6 separate regions of the Homo sapiens genome follow, and all the other regions are linked to region 5. A link is a loop called in an ENCODE intact Hi-C map of the cell type or tissue named here. Cell type or tissue: OCI-LY7. All regions are shown on one strand. Links, peaks and the distances in the headings refer to the core of each region. The heading gives the core; the rest is flanking DNA. Region 1 has its middle 10 kb from the start of TAAR1. Region 2 overlaps CCN2-AS1 (CCN2 antisense RNA 1). Region 3 overlaps MOXD1 (monooxygenase DBH like 1). Region 4 overlaps STX7 (syntaxin 7). Region 5 has its middle 120 kb from the start of MOXD1. Region 6 holds the start of VNN2 (vanin 2).

Region 1 (5,300 bases), core at 240-5,239, 390 kb before region 5:
TCTCCATTCTACATTAGAGAGCAGAGTGTCACGTTCAAAGTTCCTAACTTATGTGTATCAAATCCTTAAACCAGAATCATTCAACTTCATGCTTACTGCTTTCTCTACCACTTTATGTTGCTAGTATTTTCTTACTAGCAACTACCTGAATGCTACCCTGTGCTTCTTTAAGAACTCAATGTTCTTATGTGCTTGACTTAAATGTCAAGCCCGTTTAAGTTTTGGATATTGATTTGTTGCTTAACAATTATTAAAGCCAAATTTATATTGCATCCTTACCTTTCTAAGAGAGATATGCCACATTCCTCAAAGTCAATCTTGTAGCTTTAATAGCACAGACCTTGATACAATGCAGTGTGAGGGTTAAGGTGAAAGTACACAATTAATATTTAAACTTATATATGTGGAACAATGATCATAATTAATCATATCTGTTGATGTGGTGTGGAGAATAAGAATTTTTCTTGGGACATTAGGAGAAGACTGGCAACATAAAGAAAGAGAATTTTTCTGGCTTGGAAAATAAATTTAAAGGGATCAATGAAAATACGTTAACAGAAGAGTGAGCTCTTTTAATCTTGCTATTTTGAAATTAGTTCTGTTTGGTGGTCCAGCTATAGAAATACAGCAAAGGTGCTTATCAGCATGAAAAGCTATTTAATCATCCACACTTTCTGGAAACTTTGGACTCCTGGCAAAGCAAATAGGGCCCAGGTGTCACTATGGTAGTAGATTATCTGATAAATAGTTAATATTTGGACAAGATGCATTCTAGACATGTTGACTGGATAAACTTTGGAGATATTAAAAATATTAGAATTAGAAATTCTGTTTTATTAGATTATGATGTTGATTAAATGAAACTGGTTTTGAACCAGTTGACTTTTTTTCTTCCTGTTTTTGGTAAAATTTTGTTTTGCTCCATTAAATAGAACTAACAGAGGGTTTGTTATCTCAATATGAGTAAAAATTAATTGAAAAGCCTGCTGTCATGTGTACCTAGCTAGTACTGGAAAACTAGTTGTTGTGGAGATCAATTACAAAAGCACTGTGGTAAGAAAATAAAATCTGATAGCCTGACAATAACTTCCTAAAATACACACCTGTAATTTAATTTTACTGGAAATAAATATGTGAAAGTTATCTTCAGAAACTGCTGATAAAATGTTATACTATTTTTATAGATTAAGACAATTACAAACACCATTTTGAAAATGATTTGAAATTAATGTTACTGTGTTGTTTCATCTGCCTAGCATTTAATTAATAATAGTCTACCCATTCATTCATAGACAGGTGTTAAGTAAAGTTCTCATTCATGTAGTAGCCTCATGTAGTTTCCCTCTCCAGGTATTTTAAGGATCTGTGGGAGAAATCAGCTAAAGAGATGGGAAACTCTTTAATTTAAATTAATTTTTTTTTTTTTTTTTGAGACAGGTTCTGACTCTGTCACCCAGGCTGGAGTGCAGTGGTATGAACACGACTCACTGCAGCCTCGACCTTTTGGGCTCAAGTGATCCTCCCACCTTAGCCTCCCAACTAACTGGGACTATAGGCATACACCACCACACACAGCTAATTTTTGTATTTTTTTGTAGAGATAGGGTTTCACCATGTTGCCTAGGCTGGTCTCAAACTCCTGGGCTCCAGCGATCCACTGGACTTGGCCTCCCAAAGTGAAGGGATTACAAGTGTAAGCCACTGCACCTAGCCTAATTTAATTTTTATTTGCAAATTCTTGGTAGTGGTTAGGAGCTAGAACCCGATTCAGACAAATCTGGGATCAAATTCCACAGCTGCTTCTTAGTAGCAACTGATTTAATTTTCAGTTCCTCTTTTTTTTTTTTTTTTTTTTGGTAAAGTAATGGTTAAAAACAACGTCTATTATTTAGAGGTGCTATGAGAATAAACGTGGGATTTCATGTAATTCCCTCAGCCTAGAGACTAGTACAGGGTTAGTCAAAGCTCTTCCTCCTCCCCTTCCTTCCTTCTTTTTCTCCTTCTCTTCCTCTTCCTCATTCTCTTTCCATGTTTCCTCTCCCTCCTCCTCCTCTCCTTTTCCCCTCCTCTTCCTTCCTCCCCTCTTCCTTCTCTTCCTTTTGCTTATTCTTCTTCTTTGTTACTTGTTACTTTCTTATTACTGACAATTGCCAAGCTTAGGCTGCACCTGCACACCCAGTATGTTCAGGCTCTGCCGTCAAGAGTTCCCAAGATGCACAACAAGGGTCTGAATAACACATGGTGGGAAATCCGCTATTGTAAATTGTTCTAGTTTCTCCCAAGCAATGGTAAAGGTTGTTTCATGCTGGGTCACTCCTTTCTAGAGGAGGAAGGATAAAAATCCACGTCTTACAAAAATTTGTAGAAGGCTGCCCTCTATAGGTACATGTAAATATAATATCTGGGTAAGAGATTCAAAGTTCAATTAGAAATTAGCATTCAAGGTGTAGTTTCTTAGGGATGGTTCAGAATGAGAAAATACTCTTCCTGAAATGTATAAGTTGAGTGGCTTGTTGACATGCTCCTCCATTTCTGGTGGCCAACGAATGGATATATAGACAATCCTCTAACGCTCCACTCTGCAATAATTCAGAGTAGGTGGTATCACGATGAGTTTATTTATCAGTCATCTTGTTTTCTGAAAGGAGTTTTGGGAGATGAATGAGACCTGCTAACAATTGGTCTGTCCTCAGGGCTCTGAACTGAACACAATTTTTGGAGGACCACTTTGCTTTTTAACCTCCATATTATTATTAGCTTCCTTAACTATTATTTACTGAGCTTCTACTGAGTTCCAGGGGCTGTGATAAACCTTTTATACAGAAATATTCCAAATATACTAAGATATTTTTATGTAAATGCTCTTGATGTGCTAAGATATTTAGATAGACGTGCCCCGTTATAATATTTTATCTAAAATGTAGGGATCTACATGAAGTTCTCTACACAGTGAACCAATTCAGTTGCTGTTTGATTCCTAACCCAGAAATGGCTTCATATCTTTTGCAATGTTAGTAGAAGACATTATTGTCATGTTCTGTATTTATACACTCTCTAGTTATCATAATAATTATTAATGCTGAACTGCATTGTAGCTTAATCTTTAAGGAAATATATTATTTACTACCCTTTGTAGTCAGGAATAGAGTGATATAAAGTTGTCTTACATAGGGAATCTATTTCAGTTCTGGTTCTCAATACTTTAAGTTCAGAAAATCATTTCTCTAAATTCCATCAGATATGATCAGACTATTGGAAACTGAGCCATTTTTTTTTTTCAGGCAGAGTCTTGCTCTGTCACCCAGACTGGAATGTAGTGGTGAGATCTCGGCTCACTGCAACCTCCGCCTCCCATGTTCAAACGACTCTCCCTGCCTCAGCCTCCTGAGTAGCTGGGACTACAGGCATGCACCACCACACCCAGCTAATTTTTGTATTTTCAGTAGAGACCGGGTTTCACCATGTTGGCCAGGATGGTCTTGATCTCTTGACCCCGTGATCTGCCCGCCTCGGCCTCCCAAAGTGCTGGGATTACAGGAGTGAGACTGAGCCACTTTTAACAGAACTCACCAAAGATGATTTCTAAACCAGAATGAGTCTAGTCATTTACACACATGGGAGAAATAAAATAGCAGCACAAGGAGATAGAACTTTGGAGATAGGCCTGTGTATAATCACCAAATTCCTTAGCTTCCTTGAGCATCAGTCTCTTTAACAAAAATGGGATTAATGTTTCCAGACTCTTGGTATTGGCAAGAGGATTAAATTTGAAAATGCAATACAGGACCAGATATCCAGTAAGCACTCCGTAAGTGATTGATTGCTTACTACTAAGCCAGTCGGATATACTTATTTCAGAACAGCAGTACCTTCATGATATAAAACTGCTTGGGAAACCTAATATTACTTATAAATTACTTGCTAAAAATTATTTTAAAATCAGAGTAAAGGGAATTTATCTGCTTACAGAATACTTTTTAGAAAGCCATGATAGTTCTGTTGGATCATCTTTATACACAATAGGAATAGAACTGCACAACTGACCATATCCCACGTCCCATGCCAGGAAGCACTCAGTTCTGGACAAAGCCAGGTCTATGCCAATGTGATTTCAGGGGATTTAAGCCACATTGTTTGTATCAAGACCTTTCTCCTGCCAGCCCCAAATTCCACATGTGGAGACATTTCTTTATGTATGGAAGACCTTATGATTTGCCTGTGTACTTTTAATGGTGAACATCTCTAGCCATGGTCATATTCATTTTGCTGCTGAAAAGTTGGGGCCCCTGACAACTGTATTCCTGAAAAGATGGACTCTCAAATGAAAAGAAGAGAGCATCTGAAGAAAGGGGAGGTGGAAGGAGGTCAGACAAAATCTTCACTAACTTTACTGTAAAAAATTGAGGGATGAACAGGAAAGAGGAAGGACCCTCATAACAGAATTCTGAAGCCTGAAACACTTCTGGAACAGTTTCCAAGAAATAACCAATTACATCCCGGGTAAGCTTATAAAGAAGTTTATATACAGTGTTTTGTGGAGATAAGACTGTTTTCTTTTTATGCCAGCAGAAAATAGCTAAGCTTAAATGTAAGCATCTAATGCAATTGTAAAGACTGATATCCTTTTCCTTATTTTTGCCTCAGTCAACTGATTTTTTTAATATTGCAAATTATATTTTTACTTTAGTTATCTTTTGTATTTTTAGTGGAATGGACAGAAGAATCTTACCAGGAAAATGGCTTTGAATTCCCATCTTCTTGCTTTGATTAATGGTAGGAAGTTCTCATAGTATCTCTTCTATAGTCTATATCAGGGGTCAGTAAACTATTTGTTGTACATAATGTTTTTTTGGAACACAACTGCACTCACTCATTTACTATTGACTATGACTTCGTTCATATTACAATGGCAAAGTTGAGTAGCTGCCACAGATCTGTGGCCTACAAAGCTTAAGATATTTATTTTCTAGAAATTGCTGATTCTTAGTTTGTGTAATAAACAAAACCCCTATAAATATAAAAGTAAACATTTTACTCCTTGGTTATGCATTTCACAATTTATCATCACCTGAAAGGATTTGATTTTTTAATAGTGCTGGCTGATTTTGCTACTTTTCTTCTATTATGATGGAAAACAGTCAATATTTGTGCCAGTTACACACCGGCCTGTGCACCTGCTTTCAGTACCTCTTTAACAGTCAGAGCATTTTAAGTACACCTTAGTTGATATTCAGTCCCCGTAATGGAACCAACCTCTTCACTTATAGGGCACCAAACTCCTTAATCTCCTGAGACTGATT
Region 2 (5,300 bases), core at 89-5,088, 360 kb after region 5:
GCCTGCCACCACACCCAGCTAATTTATTTTGTGTTTTTAGTAGAGATGGAGTTTCACCATGTTGGCCAGGCTGGTCTTGAACTCTTGACCTCAGGTGATCTGCCTGTCTTGGCCTCCCCAAGTGCTGGGATTACAGGCATGAGCCACCACGCCCAGCCTGACTCATGCATTCCTATTGAACAGTACTACACTATTACATGTTGGTGTGTATATCCATTTAAATTGTTCAATAAATATAATTTTAATGGTTAAATACTGTACAAACTATTTGATAACCATTTTTTCCACTTCTCAATATGTCAAGAACATCTTGCCATAGCAATAGATAATCATCTACAACCTTGCAAAGACTAAAATGAATGAGAGATCCTTATTTGCCAGCATGAACTTACTGCTGAGCAAATTATTTGTGTTGGACCTCCATTCCTTAATTAGAACACCTCCTAAAATACTGAGGGCAGAGCAGAGAGGTAGCAGGTAGGGGAGCCCTGGACCATGCAATGAGATGTGTTTCCAAGAATCTAAGTACAGACTTGGATGAAAGGAGTATTTAAGAGCTAAACTTTTCATATTACATCTGCCCTAGTTGTAGTAACAATAAGAGACAATCATCTGTCAATAGCTTTTGTGGGCTATTCTGTCATTCAGGCTTATGCTCAAGCAATAATACCATTTTTAGGAGGTGACTATATAGTTGACAAACCATACAGCACCCACAGACTGCCTCTAAGCAACCAATACAAAACAGATTGATGAGACTTGCTGTACTTAAAGTCTTGTAAGAGAACAGGGAGTAATAAAGTCTCAAAATAGATTCTCTAATAAGAAAATTTTTCCTTAAATGTCAACTTTTGAATTTCAGCTCAACTATAGCAAATCTGTACTCCTCATACTTAAAGAATAATTATTCTTAGATGGAAATATACTGTATTTGATATATTGAATATACTGGCACAAAAAGGCTAAATTATTTCACAAGTTTTCAGATCCCAAAGGAATAGTTAATGGCACCAATACTCCTTGCACACTAAAAATTGTCTAGAGACAATATTCATCATCAACACTACTTCTCAGAGATGCAACATGGTTTTGGGAAAAAATTAGAGGTTTCTAGTGTTTCAACAACCTGCATTTAAATCCTGGATTCACATTTACCAGTTGTGTGATCTTAGAATGTAATTTAACCTTCCTAAACCTTTCCCCATCTTAAAAGGAAGCAGTAATAAATGCACTGTATGTCAACGTAAATATCAACATTTAGTATTTCATTCATTGGATCCTTTGAAGCATTTATTTTGTGCTAGGTACATAGTAGCTCATATATAAGTGCTAAGTAAAATTCTTTCTCTTTTCTTTTCCCCTTTATGTTACTTAAACATCTAACCCAGCTACACTGGAGAACACACAGGTAAAAGAGCAGAGATAGGAAGAAAATAAAAATAAAACATGACACCCTGCCATAAAAGACTAATAGGATTATATACAGTTTGGGTTTTTTTCCCCCTCATTTCGCTTGCCCCTAATGATTTTGTTTCAAAAGACATTGCAATGGAAGTCCACTGCAATAGAGTCATTTGCTCTTTCTTTTGTATTACACTGACATCGTGTGGCCATCTGAAGACGTCTCTAGAAATTGACAACTGTCATTCCCAGATTTTTAACCTTCAGCTGCAGAGATGCCATATGAGTAGTTGAATCTCTACATTTAAGAACCAAATGACAAAACAAGTCCCTTTTGGAGGCTTTAAACATATTATATACATAGATAATTCTAAGAATTCAGATTAGCTGAATAATTTGACATATTATTCTGTTATGGTTTAGATAGTTAATAAAATATTTATTTTTTGTTTGTTTTAGGGAGAAAGGTCTCATCCTGCCACCCAGACTGGAGTGCAATAGCATGATCATAGGTCACCACAGCACCAAATTTCTGGGCTTAAGCTATCCTCCTGCCTCAGCCTCTGAACTAGCTAGGACTACAGTCACATACCATCATGCCTGGCTAATTTTTTTTTTTTTTTTTGGTTGAGACAGGGTCTTGCTATGTTGCCCTGGACTGGTCTCAAACTCCTGGCCTCAAGCAATCCTCAAGCCTCAGCCTCCCAAAGTGCTGGGATTATAGATGCGAGCCACTGTTGTCAGTCCATTAGTCTTGATTTACACTTTAGTAATTTTCTTTTGTGATTTGGAGACAAAACTTTACAAACATTTTTGTAGGCCTTTAAAACTTTATATCCATAAGCACTGTATCTGGAGCACCTAATAGATGAAATATTGTTTTATGACAGGGCTTCCCAAGTCATCAGAATCCTTGGCATAGGATTTGTTAAAACAAAGATTGGTGGTCTCCATCCTCAGAGTTTTTGACTCTGTAGGTCTGAGGTGGGATCTGAAAATTTGCATTTCTAACAAATTTCCTGGTGATGCTGATACTCCTGGTCCCAGCACTACATTTGAGAACCACTGGTGTTGTGTTTGCAACTGCTAGGATTCAGAGCAGACCATGAGTGAGGTGAATTCCACTTAGAGGAGCAAGGGTATGTGCAGCTGTATAGAAGATATTTGATTTTTACCTCAAACTGCTTACCATGTGGCAAGAGGTACTGTCCGAAAGACATGGTGGTGCTGCAGTGGGCAGTGGAGTTCCAGTTTTTCTATTAATTTGTAGAAATCCCCTGGGAAGGTCATTGCCTCTCTCTGGGGTTCGGTGCTGCCTGCACAGAGTGAGTTTTGAGGATCAAAAAATTATGAGATAGCAGGGCACTGTATCCATGAGAGTTAATACTTTATCAGTATTAAGTGAGAAATCAAAATAATGTGGAAGCATAATATTCTTTATATGCAGTCTAAACACTAATGCAATGCAAGAGAGCAGGAAAACCTAAGTGAGAAAGAAGTGGTTTGGCACACCATTAGCTAAGGCTAAAAAGGCCCTCAGGACCAGCTACTCTCCCATAGCTTCAGAATACAATTGCTAAAAACCTGGAGTGAACTGAAGACTGTAACCTTATTTTACAAATGAGAGTACCAGCACGGATGAAATTGCAGTTGCAAACTGGCCTCTGAACCTAGCAAGACCCATGTCCAACAGCGACACCTTGTGGCAATGACTTAGATAGCTGCACTGAGGGACAGCTGACTCCAATGCTCTCTGTCTGGGGCTTGGAAGAGGACCAACTCCCTTTATATTGAATAATCCTGAGGAATTCTTCAATAATTTGGGGGAGAAAGTAAGACCTCAAAAGAGAGACACTGGATTCTTGCATAAAGAATAAAATCCAGGCATCTGGATTTTTTTAAATTACACAGAAAAATTGTGACCAGATTTGTATATTAAAAATCAGTAATATGGGTCATGTGTGTAATATAATATTTGTTTCTGCTGTGGGAGAGTCAAGCAGGACTCAGTCTTCTGTATCTAGATCTGTAAAGGGCTCCAATAATGAGAGAAGGAGCAGCTGTCACTGGTCCTACTCTGTTGTTAAATATATCTATGGGTGCTAAGGACTACTTGAATGAATAACCTCAGGTGTTAAGAATTTGCTAGATGGATTTATGTTTCTGAGCTGTAGATAAACTGAACATTCTCCCACTACAAACCTAGAAATTGTGGGTAAAATATAGCCAACATTATTTTAAATGCATTGTTGAGCTCTCAAGAAAAAAGAGGAATTCTACAGGGCCTTCAAATAATAATAAATTTAAAACTATGAGTGCCAAATAACACGGAGGCCACCTTGGAAGGGAGGAGAGTTTCCAGTCCCAGTAACCAAAAGTCTGCAGTTTTAGCACCCATATGAGCACAGAATGTAAAACGCTGAACCCAGCTGATGAAGCTGAAACTACAACCATCACCCCATGACCATCCCCCAATAAAGCCAGAACACTTACTGAACCAAAACTTCATTGAAGGGGTGGGTTAGAAAAAATCCACTCACTAGCACAAGGAGAAACAGTTTGATCTGTTTGGATAGGAAAACAATTTTCCTCACCATTTATATCTGTGAGTCTTCCCATAAAACTCCTTGAGGTTTGAAACAGTACTACCTATATGGTCTGAGAACCCCCAAGCCAGGAGATTAATAGTTAGTCCCAATATACAAATATCTCGGGTATCTGACTGAAGCAAACTGGAAACCTCTTCAGAGGGGCATAGTTCCAAGTCAGGTTGTAGAGGATTTCTACAGATGAAGTCTAAGATGAGTTCGCAATTCAAAATTACAAAACATAATTTAAAATGATCATCCATGAGAGAATGTTGGGATACAAAAGCAAGAATAATAGACCACAACCCACAAGTTAACAGAAAGGAGGAGCAGAACATCAGTTAGGGATGGGGATGGGATAAGGAATAGGTCTCCACTCCATGCAAGTGGAAATGACTGCTAGTGGCTCTCCTGAGCTCTGTGTTGAGAATGTTCTGAGGCCATGTCCAGGCTCCATGGGAAAGCTTCATTGTCATATTTAGTGTTCTCTTCCTATTAGAAAAGTGTGTTTATTTTTCTCTCTTTCTTTGTCAATCTTCTCAGACAAATGAAAACAATTTACTTTACCCAAAGCACTAAAAAGAAAAAAAAAATCGACACACATATTTATCTATTTGTCTTCCCTCCCTGCCCTCACCAGCACCTGTGACTGTTCTTGACACATAGAAGGCGCTCACCTGATTTTTAATTTTTATGGGTACATAGTAGGTGTATATATTGATGAGGTACATGAGATGTTTTGGTACAGGCATTCAATGGTAACTAAGTGCAGAATGGAGAATGGGTTATCCATCCCCTTAAGCATTTATCTATTGAGTTACAAATCATCCAATTACACTCTTTAAGCTATTTTAAAACATACAATTAAGTTATTATTGACTATAGTTACCCTATTATGCTATCATATAGTAGGTCTTATTCATTCTTTCTATTTTTTGTACCCATTAACCATCTCCACCTCCCCGCCAGCCCCCCACTACCATTCCCAGCCTCTGCTAGCCATTCTTCTACTCTCTATGTTCATTAGTTCAATTGTTTTGATTTTTAGATCCCACAAATAAATGAAAACATGCAATGTTTGTCTTTCTGTGCCTGACTTATTTCATATAATATAATGATCTCCAGTTTCATTCATGTTGTTTCAAACAACTGGATCTCATTCTTTTTTATGGCTAAATAGTATTCCCTCATGTATCTGTACCATATTTTCTTTATCCATTCATCTGTTGATGGACACTTAGGTTGCTCTCAAATCTTAGCTATTGTAAACAGTGCTGCAACAAACATAGGCATGCAAATATCTCAATATAC
Region 3 (5,300 bases), core at 137-5,136, 110 kb before region 5:
AATGACATTCTTTGTCACTTTTTAGTGTTTTATACTTAAGGTATGTTTCACCTGATATAAGCATAGCCACTCATGCTCACTTTTGATTTTTGTTTGCATGGAAGTTCTTTTCCCATCCTTTAATTTCAGTTAGTATATGGCTTTACAGGTGAGATGAGTATGGTAAGCAGTGTATAGTCAGGTCATGTTTTTTAACCCATTCAGCCAGTCTGTATTTTTAAGTGAAAGTTTTAATTTGTTTACATTCCGGGTTATTATTGATATGTGAGAGCTTATTCTTCTTATTTTATTAACTGATTTCTAGTTGTTTTGTGTATCCTCTGTTCCTTTCTTACTCTCTTATTTTTTATTATTGTGGTTTTGTGGTTTTTCTGTAGTGGTAACCTTCTAGTCTTTTCCTTCTTTGTATGTTTGCTCTAGTAGTTTTTATATTTCATGTGTTTTAATGATATTAGATATTGTTCTTTCACTTTTGGGTGTAGGACTCCCTTGGCATTTCTTATAGATCTGGTCTAGTGGTGATAAATTCCCTCAGCTTTTGCTTGTCTGGGAAAGACTTCATTTCTCTTTCATTTTATAAAGAATAACTTTTCTGGGTATGGTATCCTTGGTTGGCAGTTTTTTTTCCTTTCAGCATCTTGAATATATCAGCCCATTCTTTCCTAGTCTATAAGGTTTCTGCTGTTAGTCTAGTCTGACAGACGTACCTTTATAAGTGACTTGATGCTTTTCTCTTGCTTTTTTGAGTTTTCTCTGTGTCTTTCACCTCTGATATTTTGACTATAATGTGCTGAGCAGAAGAACTTTTTGAATTGTATCTATATGGAGAACTTTGAGCCTCTTGTTTCTGGATATCTAAAGTTTTTTGCAAGACTTGGGAAGTTTTTATCTATTGTTTTGTTAAATAGGTTTTCTAACTCCTTCATTTTCTCTTCACCTTCTCAGATCCTAAATTCAAATACTTGGTCACTTTATGATGTTATATAGGCTTTGCTCATTCTTTTTTTATCCTTTTAATTTATTTTTGTCTGAGTTATTTCAAAATACCTCTCTTCAAGTTCTGAGATTCTTTTGCTTCATCTAGTCTGTTGTTGAAACTTTAGAATGTATTTTTTATTTAATTCAATGAATTCTTCAGTTGTAGAATTTCTGTTTGGTCTCTTTTTTTATGACATCTATCTCTTTGGTAAATTTCTCATTTATTTCCTGAATTGCTTTTCTGGTTTCTTTGCATTATTTTTCAGTATTCTGTTGTGTCTTACTGAGCTTCTTTAAAATCAATATTTTGAATTCTTTTTTGGGGGGTATTTCTTAAATTTCTTTTTGATGAGAATCTGTTGCTGGATAATTATGGTGTGCCTTTGGAGATACCATATTTCCTTATTTTTTCATGCTTCTTGTGTCCTTACATTGATCATTTGTGCATCTGATATAACAGTTGCTCCAGTTTTTTGAATTTGCTTTCATAGGGGATGACATTTCTTGAAGATTTATCTACGGTGTTGGCTGGGTAGGGCACTTTGGCCTTGACTCTAGGTGTGGGTGGTTGTATAGTCTCTGTGTAATTTTTCCAGCTGTAAACAGTGTCAGTGGTGTCTGTGATTTCCTCAGTGGTTTAGGGTGTGATTATTAGTGGAGGTTGTGGTGAAGTTTTGCTGGGAACTAGGACATTAGGTGGGCCAGTCTTTGGGCCTCAGTGGTGGCAGCAGTGGGTTGAGCATTAGCCTCTCCAGGTGCTGGGAATATCATGGTGGGTCAGGAGGATGGGCAGGTTATCATGCTTCTGGGTAGCAGGTATGCTGTGGCAATGGCAGTAGCTGTGGTGGGACAACTTTCTGGAACCCAAGTGGTCAGTGCTGGTGTTGGTGATGTCCATGATGAACTGGGCAAGCTGGTCCTCAGTCCTGCAGATGGCACATGAAAATGTATAGCTGCCTTTTTGTTGGGGTGGCAAGGTCACTTCCAGTGGCTCCTGCCTCAGCCCAACAGTGGTGTCTGTGGGTGATGAGTGTCAGTTGGGCTCCAGGGATATGGAGGTGCAGGGGCTCTTGGGCCCCCAGGCAGAACACATTCTGGCAGGGGCGGGGCTTTCATAATGGCACAGTGCTGCAGCTGCTTAGGACTTGGGGGTTTGTAGGACTCAGCATGAGCTCCCTGTCTAGAACAATGCCATTATGTGATCTCTAGGCAGTTCTCTGTGAGTCTCAGGGCCCATGAGAGTCCAGGGGCTCTCCTATGGCTAGCATTGTAGAATTCTGTGGCAGGAATGTGGACCACTTGGTGTCTCTCACTTACCCTTTCCTCACATTAAGGAGCCTCTCCGGGCTCCCAGCTGATCCCAGCTAAGCTGGCTTCCTTGCTTCCCTCTCCTTCCTTGCTTTCAGTGCTTCCCATCACTTCTCTGTTGAATTCCAGTATTCTCTCTCAGATGATCTATTCAAAATGTGATTATCTAATTGCTATTTTAGCTCCTCTCTCTGGAAAAGGTGAGTACCAGATGCATTTAGTCAGCCATCTTGAAGCTTCCTGTCTACATGCATCCTTTCTCTGTTGGCACTACTGAAATTGGGGGCAATCTTTACTTATTCTCCTTTCCTTTTCCCACCCCCTTCTCTGTCTGACACACACACACACACACTCACTCCACTCACAAGGAGTTGGAAGCAGTTGGTAATTTTTCAACTGTCCTCCTATTCTATACCCTCTCCACCCTAGAAAAAGACTTCTGAAATTCAGCAACCATATATTTTTCAGTAGCTGGCAATCATTAATTCAGGGTTAGATCCAATGAGACTACCTCCAGAGGGCAGTGTGACATTTACCTGCAGACCTGTGGAGTTAAGAAATCAGATTTTACTTAAGGCCACAGGCCCTTTAAAACTATATCCAGGGACCTGGCATATGGAAATTTGCGCTGCCCATTTTAACCTTTTTGACTCCTTCTGGAGATATTTCCGCAAAGAGGATATTAACAGGTATGATCAAGATGGGAAAGAAAAGAGAGAAATGTGGTTGTAAAGTGAAGCCTATCTCAACATAATCTATTGGATAAATTGTTCTGGAGCAGCTCATGCTTGTGGAAACATTTCCCTTGAATGCTGCCGAGGTCAGTTTCTACACCATCTTTCACAGAAGTGTCAGGGTGAGGTGGGAAGCCATCTCCTTTTGCACTGGCTTTTCAAAACCTCACTATTTTGTCTCAGTGAATCAGTTCAGCTCTCATTGCCCTGATGGATTCATGTCCTTTCCTTGTTCTTTGCCCCTTTTTGACACAGAGCAACTCCACCCCCGCCCGAATCATTTAGCAACTGTGAGTGCCCATTTGAGGCAAGTAATGCAGCCGATGAATGCTGAGTTTGTGTGAATTAGAGAAGAGAGCAACGTTGTTGAATATGCCTGTTGAATTTGCATGAAAATTGATTCACCCTTCTTATGGGGGTATAAATCGCTGGTGAATGGAGGCTGAAACATATGTTATCATTTCTTACAGCCTTGCTTGCTTGTCTCAAAAACTGAGGCCTGTGATGCGAAGTGTCTTCAGCAGCAGGGTAATTGCTGCCGGGCCACTTGCTGAGGAAGTGCTTGGAACTGATTTGAAATCACAGAAAACAGTGAGCATTCTTTGTGGTTAACGATGTGCTTCTTTTAAGCACACCCCAGCCAACGGCGACAAAGAAATGTTTGGAAAGCAAATTGAAAGGCTGTAAGGGAGAGATGAAGAGAGTGTGCAACCCTGACACAGCTCAGCTGGTGCTTTGTTAAGAGATATTTATAAGTCTTCAGATTATGCCCCCCAATTTCCAGGCAACGAAGAGACTTCTCCAAGTGTCGTGCTTTGTGCATTAGTAATAAGGACACATGCTCCACAGTAATGCTGGAACACAGGATGATGCTCTTCAGCTGTGTGCTTCTTCCTGGCGGAGCAGATGATTTCATAATTAGCCTGAGGAAACAGGCAGACCTAACAGCCAAGGAAACAATGCACCTGAATTGACAAACGAAGTTCAAGGCTTTAGGCAACCAATGGCATATTTCTAGAGTGTTGGAAGGAGAGGCAAGAGTCTACTTCAAAGAAACTGAATGGTGGTTTATTGATTTTTCATTTGTAATAGAGCCATATTAAAATAAAGTTACTGGTGAAGGGGATGAATTCATTACACATTGTCATGTTTCTGGAAGTATTTGATCCATACGTAATACAAAAAAACTGCGTATGGATGACTCACAATGCTTTTTATTGTAACTTAAAAAAAACTGGTAAAGAACTTTTAAACAGGAAAAACATTTCTCCAGGAAGCTTCTTCTAAATCTATTTCTTTTTAACTTGTTAAATTTCAGTAGAAAAAAAAAGCTGTTCATAAGGACACCATATAGCATATACGCAAAAATGTCTGCAAAAATAATTTCAAATGGATAATTTTTATTAACTGTAAGCTAGGGATTGTATATCTGAGTATCATACAAATAATGTATAGATCAGATTTAATTTATTATGAAGGTCTATCTTATTCATCTAATTTAGCCAAACATTGTGAGAAAATCTTGACGCCATTCTTTCTTTTATGAGCTAAATATTGATTTTTGCATATTTACTCGCTGCCTCTTAAGAGCTCATATTTCGGTTGATTCCCCTCAAACCTCCTACTCTTCCTTGCCTCTCCCCTCAATGTTTCAGGTGAGAAAACTAAACCTTAGGTAACTATTAAATGGCGTATTGGGCCATACAGATCAGCAGCCTGGATTTATTCCTCTGAGTCCCAGTTTGGTACTCTTCTTCTCCTGAAAGCAAACTGTAGCTTACATAAAAACATATGTTAATTTTCCTCCTAAATAGTGAAAGAACATGTATAATCAGATACATTTTAAACAAATTGATAAAATGAAATCATGGCATTTCTCTTACTGCTTTTATTCCACTATAAATGGCACACTGACACATTTCCATAATATGATTTTTATGATTTTTCATTCATCATATGCCATACCTTGTGATAAGTCCTTACAGTGTGTTCTCATGCAATTCTCGTGATAGTCCTGTGAGGTCAATATCTTATTACTCTCATTTTGTAGGTGTATAAATGTGGGCCTTCATGTCACAAAGCATGGAAATTGTCTGTGGCTGTCATATGACTGTTTCAGGAAAGTACTCAGAATGTTGGAATGTTCATTTACTGAATATTCACTGAATGTTTATTGAACACTTCGAGATGCTGGGGACACAACATTGAATGAGATAAAACCATTGGTATCACGGAGCCCGTATTGTGGTGGTGGGGGTAGCATTAAACAAATAAATAAGC
Region 4 (5,300 bases), core at 84-5,083, 210 kb before region 5:
AAGTTCACTCAAAAAGAAGTCAGTAACCTGCCTAGCTCTATATCAAGAAATTGAAATTACAACTTAAAACCTTCTCACAAAGAACCAGACTCAAATATCTTCACTAATGTAATCTATCAAATATTTAACTAATTGTACACAAACTGTTCCAAAAAATTGAAGAATTCGTTTTAGCAGGTCAGCATAATCCTTATATTGAAACCAGATAAAGACAGTAAAAGAAGAGAACACTACTAGGCTGGGTGCAGTGGTTCATGCCTGTAATCCCAGCACTTTGGGAGGCTGAGGCTGGCGAATCACCTGATGTCGGGAGTTCAAGACAAGCCTGGCCAATATGGTGAAACTCTGTCTCTACTAAAAGTACAAAAAATTAGCTGGGCATGGTGGCGGGCACCTGTAATCCCAGCTACTTGGGAGACTGAGGCAGGAGAATCGCTTGAACTGGCAGCAGGAGGTTCCAGTAAGCTGAGGTCACGCCACTGCACTCCAGGCTGGGCATGACAGAGCAAGACTCTGTCTCAAAAAAAAAAAAAAAAAACCCAGAAAAAAACACTACACATCCATTTCATCTCATGACATAAATGCAGAAAATTTAAACAAAATTTAACTAATCAAATCACCAATATTTTAAAAGGATGTAACAAGTGGAGTATATCCCAGGAATTCAGGGTTGGTTTAATACTGAAAGAGCAATAAATATTGTTCATTATGTTAACAAACTTAAAAAGAAAACCTATATAATCATCTCAATAGATGCAGAAAAAGCATTTGACAAATTCTACTTCCATTCCTAACAAAAATTCTCAGTAAACTAGGAGTAGAAGTGAGCTCTTTAACCTGACAAAAGATCATCTATGAAAACTTACAGAGTGTCACACTTAATGGTGAAAGACAGAATGCTTTCCTTTATAAGATCAGGAACAAGACAGGGATGTCTTGCCCTCACCACTTCTATTCAGAATTGTACTAGAGGATCCATCTAGTGCAGATGGATAATATAAACAAATAAAAGGACTTCACATTAGGAAAAAAAGAATTAAAACCATTTGTATTCACAGACATAAATGTCTATGTAGAAAATCTGATGGAATCTACAATTTAAAAAAGCCTGCTAGAATAAAAAAGTCAATTTAGTAAGTATCTGATCAATGTACAAAAATAAATTGTATTTCTCTATACTGGCAATGAGCAATCAAAATAAAAATTTGAAATTTAAAAAGCTGGCATTTACAATAACATCAAACATTATGAAATACTTAGAAGGCAATATAAGTGAAACACTTGAACACTGAACAGTACAAAATATTGCTGAAATTAAAGAAAGCTTATATAATTGGGAAGATATACCTTGATCATGGATCAGAAGACAATATTGTTATTTGAACAGACACTTCAACAAAGAAGATATACAGATGACAAATAGGACATAAAAAGATGTTCAACATCATTAGTTATTAGGAAAATACAAATTAAAAGCACGGATACCACTATTAACCTATTTGGCAAAATTTAAAAGACGGAGCATACCAAGTGCTGGAGAGGATGTAGAGGAACAGAAGTTTTCATACACTGCAGGTGGAAGTGTAAAGTGGCATCACTTTGTAAAATAGTTTGACTGATTTAAGAAAGCTAAATGTAACACCTGTCATACTATCCAGCCGTTCTACTTCTATTTATCCACACACAAAAATTAAATATATGCCCATACAAAGACTTGTAGGGCATATACTTATAGGAGCTTTATTTGTAATGGACAAAAACGGGAAACAACACAAATGTCCATCAATAGTGTTGTATCATACAGTGGAATACTCAGCAATAAAAGGAATGCACTATTGATATACACAGCATGGATGAATCATAAAATAATTAGGCTAACTTAAGCCAGACACCATCCTTTTTCAAAAACGAATAAATACTCTGTGATTACATTTATATAAAACTTTAGAAAATGCAAAATACAGAAAGCAACAGAAAGCATATTAGTGATTGCTTGGTGATGGAGGGGGGAAGGAACAGATATGCAGGAGGGAGGAAATTGCAAACTACAACAAGGAAACTTTTGAGGGTGAAGAATCTAATAACTGTCTTAAGTGTGATGATGGTTTTACAGATGTACACATATGTCCAAACTTGTAAAACTATAGTTTATGCGCTTTGTCAGTTGTACCTCAATAAAGTGGCATTTAAATAAAAAACGTTAATAAGAATATTCCTATTATTCATTTCTGACCTTCAAGAGAACAACAGACTCTGTTGAGCGCTTACTATATCCAGTACACGGTGCCTACCTATATTGTTCTCGGTTAAAGTTTATGACAGCTGAGAAATAGGTGCTTTCTCACTGTTGAAGCAATTATAGCTTGGAGACATTAGGTAAATTGCCCAGGGTCAGCAGCCAGGAAGAAGTGAGATATCAGGCTGTCTGGCTCCAACTCTACTTGCTGGTCAGCCTTCAATTGTACTTCTTCCTCAGTGTGATGTGGCTGAGTCTGTGTTGGAATCTCAAAATCACCTGTCCAGGGATTTTACTAACCATTATTTTTTTTTCTATGTTTGGCTGTTACAAGTTGGTTATTTTACGTTGAAAACAGATGTTTTCTGCTAAAAGAGAAGATAGCTATTCTTAGTTATTTGGAGACAGTTCTTTAAAGGTACTCTGTGTGTGTGTTAGGTTGATCTGCCATGCCGCCACAGCCTGGCCAGTCTCATTTGTCAGACAGCATCCATTTGCTGGTGAAGTCTGACGGGTGGTAACATTATGTATTAATAGCCCCTGATACCAAATTCAGCCTACAATTTTATGACAAACTATTCTTTACTGTAAAGCTTTTTTCTTAAATAATCCACTAGATGGCAGCAGACCCACGTGGAACAGAATGGATCTTCATTGCTGTAGAAGAGCCAGAAACGGGACACTGTTTTGTTTTTGATGACCCAGTAGTGCATCTTTTTCGGATGTGTAGGAAATGGTATTATTTTTCTGTTATGAAAAATGTAACATACTCTTTGAAGTCACGTCTGTGGAAGTGAGTAGTGGTACAGATAGTTCAAAATTGTAGATAATGCAAAAATAATTTTTTCTTTGTATTCTCGTAGAGACACATGTTGATTTAATCCTACCTGTATGCATTAGATGAACTTTTCTTCAAGAAACTGTTTATTCTTAATTCTTTTTATGGTTGGAAAGACTGCGGCTTGTTTCATGAGTTTTTTTCTTTAATTGGACCTATGCCAATCAAAATAGAAGATGACTGTCCTATAAATTCATAGCACCTAAGGCTAGATAATGAAGTGAAATCCTACAGACTGGACTTGGGAGAAAGTAGGAGGATTATTTATTTTTCCAGATCACCATACTGCTTGTCATCTGACTAGAAACCTCTTATCTCCCTTTCTCTAAGCTTATTTTTCTCAAGCATTTTTGAACATGGTCAATTGGGGTGTCGCAGAAGATCCTGTGAACCACATATCCTACTATCCATACCTTCTAGAAGGGGAAGAACTTAGGAGATGGCCAAAAACCAGAGAGTAATAACATGATAGAGTGCTAACAATATTTTTGCAGCAAATATGCTATAAAAATGCTCATCCAAAACAATGAAAAAGTGTTTTGTTTCTAAATTAGTATAAGAGCAGCAGATGAAAATGAGGTACTCAAGCCAGCACCTATGATGGGTGAATAGCATATTCTGAGAATCAAAGAACTTCAACTCAGTGTACATGCATGTTCAATGGAAATTTTGTGACATTGTTAAATATTTTACTAGATAGACTTAATGCAGTGACTGCAGTAGGCCCTCCTTTTCCATGGATTCTGCATGGATTCAACTAACCATGGAACAAAAATATTCAGAAAAATTTTAAAAATAAAACACAGTACACTATAACAATTTACATAGCATTTATTATATATTAGGTATTGTAAGTTGTGTAGAGGTGATTTCCAGGAGGATGTGCATAGGTTATATGCAAATACTATGCCATTTTATATTAGAAACTTGAGCATCTGCAGATTTTGTTGTCTTTGGGAGGTGGATGGAGGGAGGCATGGAACCAATCCTCTAGGGATAGTGAAGGATGACAGTACATTCAAATAACATGCCAAGTTGAGTTTTTAAATACAAGGTTTTAGTAATTTTTAATAACTGAGGACAAAGACTGGCCAACTTTCCCTGTAAAGGGCAGATTCTTTTAGACTTTCTTTCATTTTCTTTTTTTTTTTCTTTTTTGTTAACCCTTTAAAACTGTAGCAACAGTTCTTAGCTTGGAAGTCTGTACAAAACCAGGTTTCAGGCTCTACGGGCCATAATTTGTTGACCCTGGTGTAGGAGGCTAATGCTAGTAGTATATAAAATCAAGTCTGTGGAATCTTGGCAGTTCATAAAACCCAGAGAAAGAGCAGGCGTTTCTTCCTTGATCACTTTCAGCTGGGAAGAAGGATCCTTGTGATCCACTGCCAGACCTAAACTTACTTTGAGCACTGCTGGAAACATCTAACATCTCAATTCAACTCCTTCAAATTACTTCTTCAATCTAGACACACTTATTTTTTCTTTGTTTGCTTTGTCAACTGTCACACACCTGGATTATGAAATAATGTGTTTTAACATCTTTTACTTTCAGTCCTTTTAGCACATTGAAAAAAGTTTTTTGAAAACCAAGAAATCTACATTCTAACCCTAGCTCTTGTACTAAATAGCTATAGTTTTTGGAACAAGTTATTCTGTCTGGTTCTCAACTTCTTTGTTTATAAAATAGGATTGAACTAATACCGTATAATATTTTTTCCAAATTTGATTTAGTAGTTTCAGATTTATGTTCCTATAAGCCCTTTATCACCTGATCAGATGATGCCTTTAATTGATCCTCAAGTGTAGACCTGCTCAATTTAAAGGAATGCAACCAAATTAATGTTCACGTTCAGAAGCCCTCTCGCTGTGCCTGGTACGTAGCAGATGCCCAGTAAATGTTTGTCGAGTGAATCAATGAATGAATAATAAATGGGCATAACTACCTTTCTTAACTCTCCATTTATTTATGCTGTATGTTTTAGAAATATATATTATTTCTTACGTACGTTTTGATCTTCCCAGTATTCTTTTTATGGTTCACTCATAAAACTATTCATTGAGGGTCAACAATATGATAAATTCTGGAAAAACCAAAATGAATAAAACTTAGGCCTTGCCTTCAAGAAATTTGCCTTCTAGTTAGGGTGACTAATAGGTATTCTGATCATTTCAGTGTAGGTCTGAGTATGATATTAGAGGTTTGAATCTCCAAACTGAAATGTCCTA
Region 5 (5,300 bases), core at 49-5,048:
TTTTTGCAATTCAGCAGCTTCCAGGCTTAAATGTCAGTGCTCTTCAGCATTTCATTTTCTCCTGAGGGTTCAACATTATTTGTATCTTGATAATTCCTGGCCTCCAAACTGGACTAGACATAGCAACTTGGAGTTATGCATTCATTTCAAATGTATTATATCCCCAACAGAACTCATCTTACTCTATAATTCTTTGTTCTTATCTATTTCCTGCTTTAGTGAATTGGCACCACAGTGTTCTCATTCACATAGCCATAAACTTGGAATTATCATAGATTTCATTCATTTATCCAGTCCTCACAATCTATCTGTCCCTGTGTCTTAAATGCTTCCTGCCATACTCACTGTTAGAGGTTTAACTCAAGTTCTTCTTATCTCTCATCTGTTCTTTTACCGTATTTTCCATTTCAGTGACCCCAAAACCTGGAAGTGAGGGAGAATTACCTGGCGTATTTTGTAAAAATAAATATTCCCAGTCCCCACCTCATACCCATTGAAGCATGAGAGTAGAGGATGAACCTAGAGCATTCCCAAATGATTAACTAACCAATGTGGTGGGTTTTTAAAGATACTCATCAGCCGGGCATGGTGGCAGGCACCTGCAGTCCCAGTTACTTGGGAGGCTGAGGCAGGAGAATGGCGTGAACCCAGGAGGCAGAGCTTGCAGTGAGCCAAGATCGCACCACTGCACTCCAGCCTGGGCAACAGAGTGAGACTCCGTCTCAAAAAAAAAAAAAAGATACTCATCAGTAGTCTGTTTTGTTTGTTTGTTTGTTTGTTTGTTTTTGAGATGGAGTTTCACTCTTGTTGTCCAGGCTGGAGTGCAGTGGCATAATCTCGGCTCACTGCAACCTCCGCCTCCCGGGTTCAAGTGATTCTCCTGCCTCAGCCTCCCAAGTAGCTGGGATTACAGGGGCATGCCACCATGCCTGGCTAATTTCTGCATTTTTAGTAGAGACAGGGTTTTGCCATGTTGCCCAGGCTGGTCTTGAACTCTTGATGTCAGGTGATCCACCCACCTGGGCCTCCCAAAGCGCTGGGATTACAGTCATGAGCCACCGCGCCCAGCCCTCATCAGTAGTTTTATTGTGACATCGTATCAGTATGCATTCCTTACATAAGCCCACTGACGCCCAGGCTGCTCTCTTCTTTTGTCTTTCTAGAAAGTGCAGCACTCTAATGTGACAAAGAGAGACCGCGGCTCCAGTTTCTGCAGTACAGCCCAGAAATGTCTCAAGCTCACGAGACTGTACAAGTCAAAATGCAAATTGAGAGCCAGTATTATGAGTTAGAAAATTATCCAGCTAAGCTCTTCATAATTGAAAACCTAACTGCAACATGAGTAATACAATTATATTCCTTAAAAATTTATCTTTTTCATGGCTTGGACAGGTGGATTGTTATGGATGGATTGCTTAAAATAAAGCTTTCCTTTAGTTTTGCTGAGAGAATTTTAACCTAGTAGTGGAAACAAGTGACAAGGTGCAGCTGAGAATTCTCTACATTGAATGGAGACTCTGCTCAGGGACCGGTGAAAATCCCCCAGATACAAAGAAAATAGCTCTCTGTTTCGTTGAACCAACACTTGATCATCTCTAACAGGAAAACATTCTCTAAAAGAAGAAAATTTTTATAAGTAGAGGGAAAAAAAGAAAACTAAGCTGTTACAAAATTTCTCCATAAAGCTTCTGCTTATGTAAAATATATATATATATATACTTTCAAAGTGACAGTGCTGATTGTCAACTCCAGGTTTTGGGACCGAAGTTGTCTGCGGGTTCCCTGCGGCAGCGCAGCTATAATTGATGAAGAGGCGCCACCGTGTGGCATGGACGAAAAATGACTCGAAGTGGTGACAAACCAGTAAATAGTTGTCACCTTTGTTTTCTTGCCTTTGGAACTATTGAACTCATTACGACTTCCCCGTTTCATCTCCATCCAAATGCAATAGATGCTTGGTGTAAACATTCCTTTTTCAGCCCCTGGAATCTTCTGGGATAAGACAGGACACAGAGCTGTTTCTCAAAGTGAGAATGTTTGCTTCTTTCGGAGTGAATTAGGAGCACAGTGCCCTCTTCTGGTAGATCTGGCACTTTGCAAAGAGAGTCGTAAATTCTTTCCTAAAACAACCCAAAGTAAGACTTAAAAGAAGGACTTCAATATTGCCATATGGTTGGGTGGACATTTGAAGATCTGCATAGGAATCTCAAATGCAATACTAATGGGATTTACTATTATTATTACATAATAAAGACAAGAAATGTTATCTTACTACAGCTTTTTAAAGGAAATTTGTTAGGAAGTATTGCTTTTGGACCCAAACAGTGTTTCCTTCACAGTGTCTTGTGTACATTCGTGGAATATATTGAAAAAAGTGACATGGCCACATATTTCTATTCACTTCAAACTGAAACAACTAAACAAACAATAAAATGCACCCAAATTCATTATTCATGTCCATTTGTAAGAAACGCTGCTAAATTAAAATTTTCAGTCTCAAGAAACTGAATGCTTGGCAAGTGTCTGGCATAATGGAAACACATTGGCACCATTGATTTTTTAAATAAATAGGAAGCTTCGCATTATATTATCTGTCTTCAAGAATTCAGATATGGTCCTTCTCATGAAATAGATGGGTTAGGCAATGAAAGCTGCGCACATTAATTTCTATATTTTAAGTATGCTTAAAGGAAGTTTATTACACTAGAAGGTAAAGCCCTTGTTTTCCAGGAATGCACTGACTACTGACTAAAGAAGCAGACAACTACCTACTATATTTTATTTTTTAAAAAATGAATCAGATTGTTCAACAAAGTGAATTTATCTAATAATAAACTACATGTTAATTTAGTTTTCCCCAAAGGAGATATACTTCTATGGCTAATTTTGTTATTTTCTCAACTTTTACAATAAAGAGAGTATAAATGAAAATGTAACTAATATAAAATTGTTTGCATGTTATGGCCATCCTATGACGCTTATTCCTGCCTTCTGAATAGTTATATAAGGTAGAATTTTGAGATCATAAGACATCCAGAGATGAGAAGTTTCCTTTTTCATTTAATTACCTTAGTACACAATCTTCAGAACAAAGTAGGTGACATTGACTTCTACACTAGGGGACTGCTGTTAGCCATTCTGCAGTGTTCTGGGAGCTATTTAGGACCTGGAAACTGGCAGACCAATTCTGGGAGGATCAGATTCTGCAAGACAAAATACACATAGGAAATTGCTAGAAGAGAGGGTTTTGAATGTTCCCAACACAAAGAAATGATAAATATTTGAGGGGATGGAGTGCTAATTACCCTGATTTTTATCATTACACATTGTATACATGTATCAAAATATCACGCTATACTCTATAAATATGTAAAATTATTATATGCCAATTAAAAATAACAGTTAAAAATTACCCATAGGATTTTGCTTCCTCAAGTTGAGGACTCTGAGGTTGAATTTAAGGCACACCTCACATAAGAATAATTTAACTTAGGGCCATGCATGGTGTCTCACACCTGTAATCCCGGAAGTTTGGGAGTCTGAGCTGGGTGGATCAACTGAGGTCAGGAGTTGGAGACCAGCCTGGCCAACATGGTGCCCAGTTTCTACCAAAAAAATTCAAAAAATTAGCCGAGCACAGTGGTGCACGCCTGTAGTCCCAGCTACTTGGGAGGCTGATGCAGGAGAATTACTTGAACCTGGGAGACAGCGGTTGCAGTGAGCTGAGATTGTGCCACTGCACTCCAACCTGGGTGACAAAGCAAGACTGTCTCCCCACAGGCCACCCCCCGCCCCCCAAAAAAGAATACTTTAATTCAGAAAGAATAAAGCATGCCAAGAGTTAAATTTGCCCTTTTCCACAGAACAGATGGTGCCTGTTTCTGGGACACAAAGCCAGACAAGAGTTTCTTAATGTGTTTTTCTCTTTGGTTTTAATTTGAAGGTTCTAGAAAGATGGTAGTTTGAAACTTTCTCCCACACTGGTCAGGTTTAATACCTGACTTTCCATTATTCCTTTCATGCAGTGAATCTGATACTCTCCTATAAGCTCAGCATATTCCAGGTACTTAGAGAACGGTAGAGCAAGGGGAGGAAATATTCAATCTGTTTTTCAAGATTTATAGTCTGGTCAAAGCAATGTCTCCATATAAGAAGCAATGAGGCACAGTAAAAAATGAAATACATTGGCTGTCCTGCAAGCCAGGGGAAGGAATGGAGTTCTACCCAGTGAGTGTTTTCCAAGGCCACACTTTTCACGTCCATTTTCTCTTTCAACCCTGAAAAGTCTGTAAGGAATTTCCAGACATACAAGTGTATGATGTGAAAGGTCACATACCAGTCAGGCAGAGAATCTGGAATAATAATAACAAAGATTCTAATGATATAATGCAATAGGGTTTGGCTGTGTCCCCACCCAAATCTCACCTTGAATTGTAATAATTCACATGTGTCAAGGGCAGGGCCAGGTGGAGATAACTGAATCATGGGGGCAGTTTCCCCCATACTGTTCTCATGGTGATGAATAAGTCTCATGAGTTCTGATGGTTTTATAAATGGGAGTTCCCCTGCACAAGCTTTTTCCTACTGCCACGTAAGACGTGGCTTTGCTCCTCCTTGCCTTCCACCATGATTGTGAGGCCTCCCCAGCCATGTGGAAGTGTGAGTCCATTAAACCTCTTTCCTTTATAAGTTGCCCAGTCTTGGGTATGTCTTTATTAGCAGCATGAGAACAGACTAATACATTGTGATAATAACTAGGAGACAGACTTTATTGAGGTTAATTTACATGACATTTACTATACTATATAACCATCCTATGAGGTAGGTACAATTATTTTTAATGTTGTAGATGAGAACACTGAAGTTTAGTGAGATTAGAAAATTTCTCTTTATTCCTTCCTCCAAAATAATAAAGAATACTCAGTGAGGATTTAGACTCTGTTCCATCTGAGCATTAGATCCATGTTCTTGGGTCTCTGCTAGGATGCTCTCTTGTCTGGACACTGAAGCCCACAAGTCAGACACTACTGCACCATCTTCAACATTTCTTCTCCGACAGCATGAACCATTATGCCAATAAGAGTTCGGGGGAAATCCTAGAGGCTGAAAAGTTATTTGGATCAAGACACAATATCTTCAGGTGCTTTCTGTTCCAAACCAAATATCTCTCAAAGGTTTAATTCTTTAGCTAGTGTTTCCCACTGGTCACCAGAAAAGAGATCCCTGGCCAAATAAAGTTTGCAACATTGCAACAGTTCAGCAACATTAAAAAGACGGTGTTATTTGTTGTTTTTAATTTT
Region 6 (5,300 bases), core at 183-5,182, 480 kb before region 5:
GGTGTTCCAGCTACTAGCGAGGCTGAGGTGGAAGGATCACTTGAGCCTGGGAGGTGGAGGCTGAAGTGAGCCATGATCATACCACTGCACTCCAGCCTGAGCAATAGAGCAAGACTCTGTCTCAAAACAAAAAAACAAAAAACAAAAAAACCCCAAAAGACACGAGTGTTCAGACACTCAGTTGCAGACATTAAAAGAGAGCACAGACACATGTGCTGTTTTAGGTATAAAGGAAAGACTCTGGAATCAGGAATGAGAAGCGAACATCCTGCTCTGTCGCTCTAGCTCTCTATGCCTCAGATTCCTATCCTGTAATAAGTGGGCATTTGGGTTACATGATTTCTAAACTCTAACAGCACTCATAATCTATTATATACCAATCACCTATGCTAATTTACTAATTATACACTAGATAGTATGGTTATATACTAACAGTCTATTATACAATCTGCTAAAAATTCATAAAAATATCTATCCCTTTACATTTTCCACAAAAGGGCTTGACCATTTTTCCTGAATTATTTTTAGTTTTCTGCTCTATAGAGATAAGAAAAGTTATTCCTTTAATAGAAACTTCTATTCAAAGCAGAAAATATGAGCAGATCTTATTTATAGCCCCTAGGCCCCATTCTTAACAAAACATTTATCTCAGTAAGAAGGAAAGCACAGAATAAACTTTGTTTAATCGTACCTACTCTTCTATGCTGTCTAAAAGCATTTCCGTGACTTTTACCAAAGGGCTGGATAAAAATAAAACAAATCCTTTATTTGGCAGGATTGGGCCTGGGGAAGGGAGAATATGAATGTCCTAAGAAGGCATCTGAGATCACATCCTGTATTTGTTGTTATTATTGTTTTTTTTTTTTTTTTTTTTTTTGAGACGGAGTTTCGCTCTGTCGCCCAGCCTGGAGCGCAATGGTGTGATCTCAGCTCACTGCAGCCTCTGCCTCCTGGGTTCCAGCGATTCTCCTGCCTCAGCCTCCCGAGTAGCTGGGATTACAGGCGCCCACCACCACGACCAGCTACTTTTTGTGTTTTTGGTAGAGATGGGGGGTTCCACTATGTTGGCCAGGCTGGTCTTGAACTCCTGACCTCAGGTGATCTGCCTGCCTCGGCCTCCCAAAGTGCTAGGATTACAGGCATGAGCCACTGCACCTGGCCTGTTAGCATTGTTTTTAAACTCATTGTTGTTATTTGCTGCTAACAAAAATGTAAGTTACATCTTCTCCTTATTACAACACAGATGATCTTTATCACCAATCCTGGACTCTTCCCCTTCCCTGGCATCTTCCTCCAAAGCAGGGGGTGGGGAGGGAGGAAAAAGAAGGAGGAGAAGGAGTAGGAGGAGAAGGAGAAGTAGGGGGAGGATGGGGAGGGAAGGGTGAAAGAGAGAAAGAAGGAAAGAAGCGGAGTATCCTGAGGCCTGGGGCCCCTGAGCTGAGATTCCTCCTCTGGCCTAGGTGCCTCGGGGTATTGTTGCTGTAGGCACTAACTATACAGCAGTGAACAAACCAGACACAAAATCCTGCTTTTCTGGAGCACATGTTTTCAGTCCTTAATAGCAATAAGTAAGTCAGAGTGTAGATTTGGGTAAATTTTGTTATCAATATTGTCCTGTGTTACATTTTCTTAGTAGTAAGTATTTAATATTTTCCCCCCCGTCTAAAAATAAACACAATGTAAGTGACTCAACAGAACCAAAAAAATTGTTGTCAATTTTTAAATTTAATAAATGAGATATTTGTTGGGATGTGATTTTTTTACACGAGAGTTAGTTATGAGTTTCTATTAACAAAAGCTGGAATTGTTCTATATTTGAATTCGGGTGTCTTTTGGAAATTCAATATTAAATCTTAGTACTAATAGTACATGCTGTTCAATCCCTGTAATACTTTCTGATTGTCTTAAATGGACTGCAACTTTTCTTTCTTTAAAAGTGGTCAGATATATTGCGTTCTTAAGATTATAAAGTAGGCCAAGTGCAGTGGCTCACGCCTGTAATCCCAGCACTTTGAGAGGCTGAGGTGGATGGATCACAAGATCAGGAGTTTGAGACCAGCCTGGCCAATATTGTGAAACCCCATCTCTACTAAAAATACAAAAATTAGCTGGACGTGGTGGCGCGCACCTGTAGTCCTAGCTGTTTCAGAGACTGAAGAAGGACAATCGCTTGAACCTGGGAGGTGGAAGTTGTAGTGAGCTGAGCTTGCGCCACTGCATTCCAGCCTGGGTGACAGAGCAAACTCCGCCTCAAAAAAAAAAAAAAAAAAAAAAAAGAAGAAGAAGAAGAAGAAGAAGAAGAAGAAGAAGAAGAAAAATGATGATAAAGTAAAAGGCCAGTAACTGGCAGCCACATGTTATGCAAACATTCTCCCCTCTGTAAATACTACATGAATGTTATTTTTGCTTTCAGAAATCACTAAACCTTGGCCATGGTCACTTCCTCTTTTCCAATCTCTGTGGCAGTTTTTGCCCTAATAACCCTGCAGGTTGGTACTCAGGACAGTTTTATAGCTGCAGTGTATGAACATGCTGTCATTTTGCCAAATAAAACAGAAACACCAGTTTCTCAGGAGGATGCCTTGAATCTCATGAACGAGAATATAGACATTCTGGAGACAGCGATCAAGCAGGCAGCTGAGCAGGTATTCTCTTATTTCTGTTAATCATAATGTACACGAGGGGCATGGGAGCTGGTGGAAGACGAGAGAGCTGAATTGTCTGTGTTGTACATGGAAAAATCATTTTTATTTTGCTTGTTTTGAACAGGGTGCTCGAATCATTGTGACTCCAGAAGATGCACTTTATGGATGGAAATTTACCAGGGAAACTGTTTTCCCTTATCTGGAGGATATCCCAGACCCTCAGGTGAACTGGATTCCGTGTCAAGACCCCCACAGGTATTTTAACTATCTTAGTCTTTTGTGCAAAAGTAACTCTCTAAAATGCGCACGTTCACCAAAGCAAAATGATTGCTCTTGAATTACCATATATGTGGTATATGTTATGGTTATATTTATCTCAACATTTGTCAGATTTTAAAAAATTGTACTTAGATACTATTTAACAATCTTTTGTGATTGAAAATCTTTATTAAATTTTGAGAAAATGTGTAAATAGGGTATTCCTGCAAGAAAAACTAAGGGAAGAGATCTCATAGATACAAGTAGTAACTTAATTTCTGAAGTAGACAGTGGATTGTGTTAGGAATACATTCCAAAGCCTCTGCTGAAGGGACACCCTTTCAATGTTATAGAGTCTCTCCATTCCAGAGTTGCTTCTTAGGCAGAAAGACTTCACCATGTATTTTCAAGTGAATCATAAGACCTTATGCTTTGAAACTGCATTTTCCTAGGCTCACAAATCTAATTTTCCTGGGAAAAGGTTATCTAGAAACCTTCTAATATATATTAAAAATCTGGGTCCTACTGTCATCCTGGAGGTGTCAACGTGGCAGTTGCATGGACAAGTCTGGCATGAAAAGACAAAATTATATCTGGAGATAGAAAATCAAATGTCAGCATATAGATGGTGTTAAACACCATGATGAGTTCACCTGTGGAGTGAGTTAGAGAAGAGTTTAGGTATAAGGCTTGAGCACTAGGAAATTCTAGTGTTTAGACTCGGAAGAAAACGAGGAATCAGCAGAAGAGTCGAAGAAGAGCAACCAATAAATAGGAAAATGAGAGGGTGGGTCCAATAGAGAAGTGAGGTGTTTCCAGAAGGAGGTGTAATTAACTGTGCCAACTGCTGTTGAAAAGTTAAGATGAGATCAGGTAAAATGTGGGGGTCACTGCTGGCATTAGTAAGAGTTTGGGTGATAGAGATACAAGTTGGAGTGCTCTGAAAGGGAATGGGAGAGGAGGAACTGGCAACAGCAAGAGGGACTGATCTTTTGAGGAGTTTTGCTTTAAGAGAGAGATGAGGATTAAAGCAATATTTGGAAGGGCATGTTTGGAAAGGTCAAAAGAGGTTTTAATTTTATTTTTTAAAGATGGGAGGTACTAGAGGATATTTCATTGCTGATGGGATGTTTCAGTAGAGAGGAGACCCTTGATGAGGCAGGAGACCGAATAATGAATTTCTGGAGCAATAGATACCGTGTGGGAAGCATTCATCAAGTGTATAATCATCTGTGGCTTTTAAAGTATGATATTTTTAGGCATAGTTTTTGTATTAACTTAAGTTCCACTTAAGTGGTTACAGTTGCTATCGTTTCCATATAAAGTGACTAAAATATTTTTTTAAAATTGAAATTTCTTAATTATAATTTGGTTTAGATTTGGTCACACACCAGTACAAGCAAGACTCAGCTGCCTGGCCAAGGACAACTCTATCTATGTCTTGGCAAATTTGGGGGACAAAAAGCCATGTAATTCCCGTGACTCCACATGTCCTCCTAATGGCTACTTTCAATACAATACCAATGTGGTGTATAATACAGAAGGAAAACTCGTGGCACGTTACCATAAGGTAAGAGAGAGTGACGGACGTGTAAAATGGAGCGTGTTGTGAGTGGTCAATGCTGGGTTTAGGAGTTTGAATTTCATTCCCTATATGATACAATATTACTAGAGGGTTTTTTTGTTTTGTTTTGTTTTTTGTTTTTTGAAAGTGGGCAATAAAGAAAATGACACTTTTGGCTGGGCGTGGAGGCTTATGCCTGTAAGCCCAGCACTTTGGGAGGCTGAGGCAGGTGGATCACTTGAGGCCAGGAATTTGAGACCAGTCTGGCCAACATTGTGAAACCCCGTCTCTACTAAAAAATACAAAAATTAGCGGGGCGTGATGGCACATGCCTGTAGTCCCAGCTATGTGGGAGCTGAAGCAGGAGACTTGCTTGAACCCAGGAGGTGGAGGCTGCAGTGAGCCGAGATTGTGTCACTGCACTCCAGCCTGGGTGACAGAGGGAGACTCTCAAAAAAAAAAAAAGAAAAAAAAGAAAAAGAAAAAAGAAAATGACACGTTGTAAAAAACTACTCAGAAAAACATGTAGGCAGAGAACTGTTAAAAAAAAAAAAAAGTAGCATGATGGTCCAGGATTGAGATAAACTTTTTGCACATATAAAACAAATAATTTTAACATAAAAAAAGATACTAAGGTGACTATAATCTGGGCACTGTTTCAATAATTTTATATTTTTTTAGAGACAGGGTCTCACTGTTGCCCAGGCTGGAGTGCAGTGGAGCCATCATGGCTCACTGTTAACCTCAAACTCCTGGGCTCTAGTGATCCTCCTGCCTCAGCCTCCCAAGTAGCTGAGACTGTAGGCATGTGCCACCATGCTAATTTTTAAATA

The links. A loop is a pair of places that touch in the nucleus more often than their neighbours do. Peaks named below come from ENCODE experiments on the same cell type or tissue, not always from the same donor. Only the 100,000 strongest peaks of a DNase experiment are listed, where the experiment ranks them.
Region 1: it touches region 5 in a loop (4-fold over the local background); 2 of 110 quality-filtered maps call a loop at or near these places.
Region 2: a loop joins it to region 5, with 5 times the contacts of the local background. A loop is called at or near these places in 23 of 110 quality-filtered maps.
Region 3: it touches region 5 in a loop (7-fold over the local background); 8 of 110 quality-filtered maps call a loop at or near these places.
Region 4: a loop joins it to region 5, with 5 times the contacts of the local background. A loop is called at or near these places in 97 of 110 quality-filtered maps.
Region 6: it touches region 5 in a loop (2.4-fold over the local background); 2 of 110 quality-filtered maps call a loop at or near these places.

The regions. Positions count from the first base shown.
Region 1 is chr6:132,666,889-132,672,188 of GRCh38, reverse strand. No RefSeq gene overlaps it. Among named protein-coding and RNA genes, the nearest start is that of TAAR1, 10 kb to the right of the region's middle. In OCI-LY7, for the core only: CTCF peaks have their summits at 2,134 and 2,366 (motif pointing left); a DNase peak (open chromatin) is centred at 2,348; H3K4me3 peaks cover 449 bases.
Region 2 is chr6:131,921,361-131,926,660 of GRCh38, reverse strand. The region is part of intron 2 of CCN2-AS1 (CCN2 antisense RNA 1); the gene reads right to left. Among named protein-coding and RNA genes, the nearest start is that of CCN2-AS1, 22 kb to the right of the region's middle. In OCI-LY7, for the core only: CTCF peaks have their summits at 1,402, 1,607 (motif pointing left), 2,887 and 3,102 (motif pointing left); DNase peaks (open chromatin) are centred at 1,610 and 3,080.
Region 3 is chr6:132,390,490-132,395,789 of GRCh38, reverse strand. All of the region lies in intron 1 of MOXD1 (monooxygenase DBH like 1), which reads left to right. Among named protein-coding and RNA genes, the nearest start is that of MOXD1, 8.3 kb to the left of the region's middle. In OCI-LY7, for the core only: a CTCF peak has its summit at 2,802 (motif pointing right); a DNase peak (open chromatin) is centred at 2,799.
Region 4 is chr6:132,481,903-132,487,202 of GRCh38, reverse strand. All of the region lies in intron 2 of STX7 (syntaxin 7), which reads left to right. Among named protein-coding and RNA genes, the nearest start is that of STX7, 29 kb to the left of the region's middle. In OCI-LY7, for the core only: CTCF peaks have their summits at 2,652 and 2,857 (motif pointing right); DNase peaks (open chromatin) are centred at 2,372 and 2,862; H3K4me3 peaks cover 2,114 bases; H3K27ac peaks cover 2,954 bases.
Region 5 is chr6:132,276,470-132,281,769 of GRCh38, reverse strand. No RefSeq gene overlaps it. Among named protein-coding and RNA genes, the nearest start is that of MOXD1, 120 kb to the left of the region's middle. In OCI-LY7, for the core only: CTCF peaks have their summits at 1,762 and 1,975; DNase peaks (open chromatin) are centred at 1,809 and 2,069; H3K4me3 peaks cover 371 bases; H3K27ac peaks cover 283 bases.
Region 6 is chr6:132,755,016-132,760,315 of GRCh38, reverse strand. It overlaps VNN2 (vanin 2), which reads left to right and starts at 2,412. Exons shown (of 7, transcript NM_004665.6): 1 at 2,412-2,645; 2 at 2,770-2,900; 3 at 4,281-4,473. The coding sequence starts at 2,433. RefSeq lists an enhancer at 1-65. In OCI-LY7, for the core only: no CTCF peak of the experiment used is centred there; a DNase peak (open chromatin) is centred at 2,465; H3K4me3 peaks cover 4,046 bases; H3K27ac peaks cover 3,920 bases.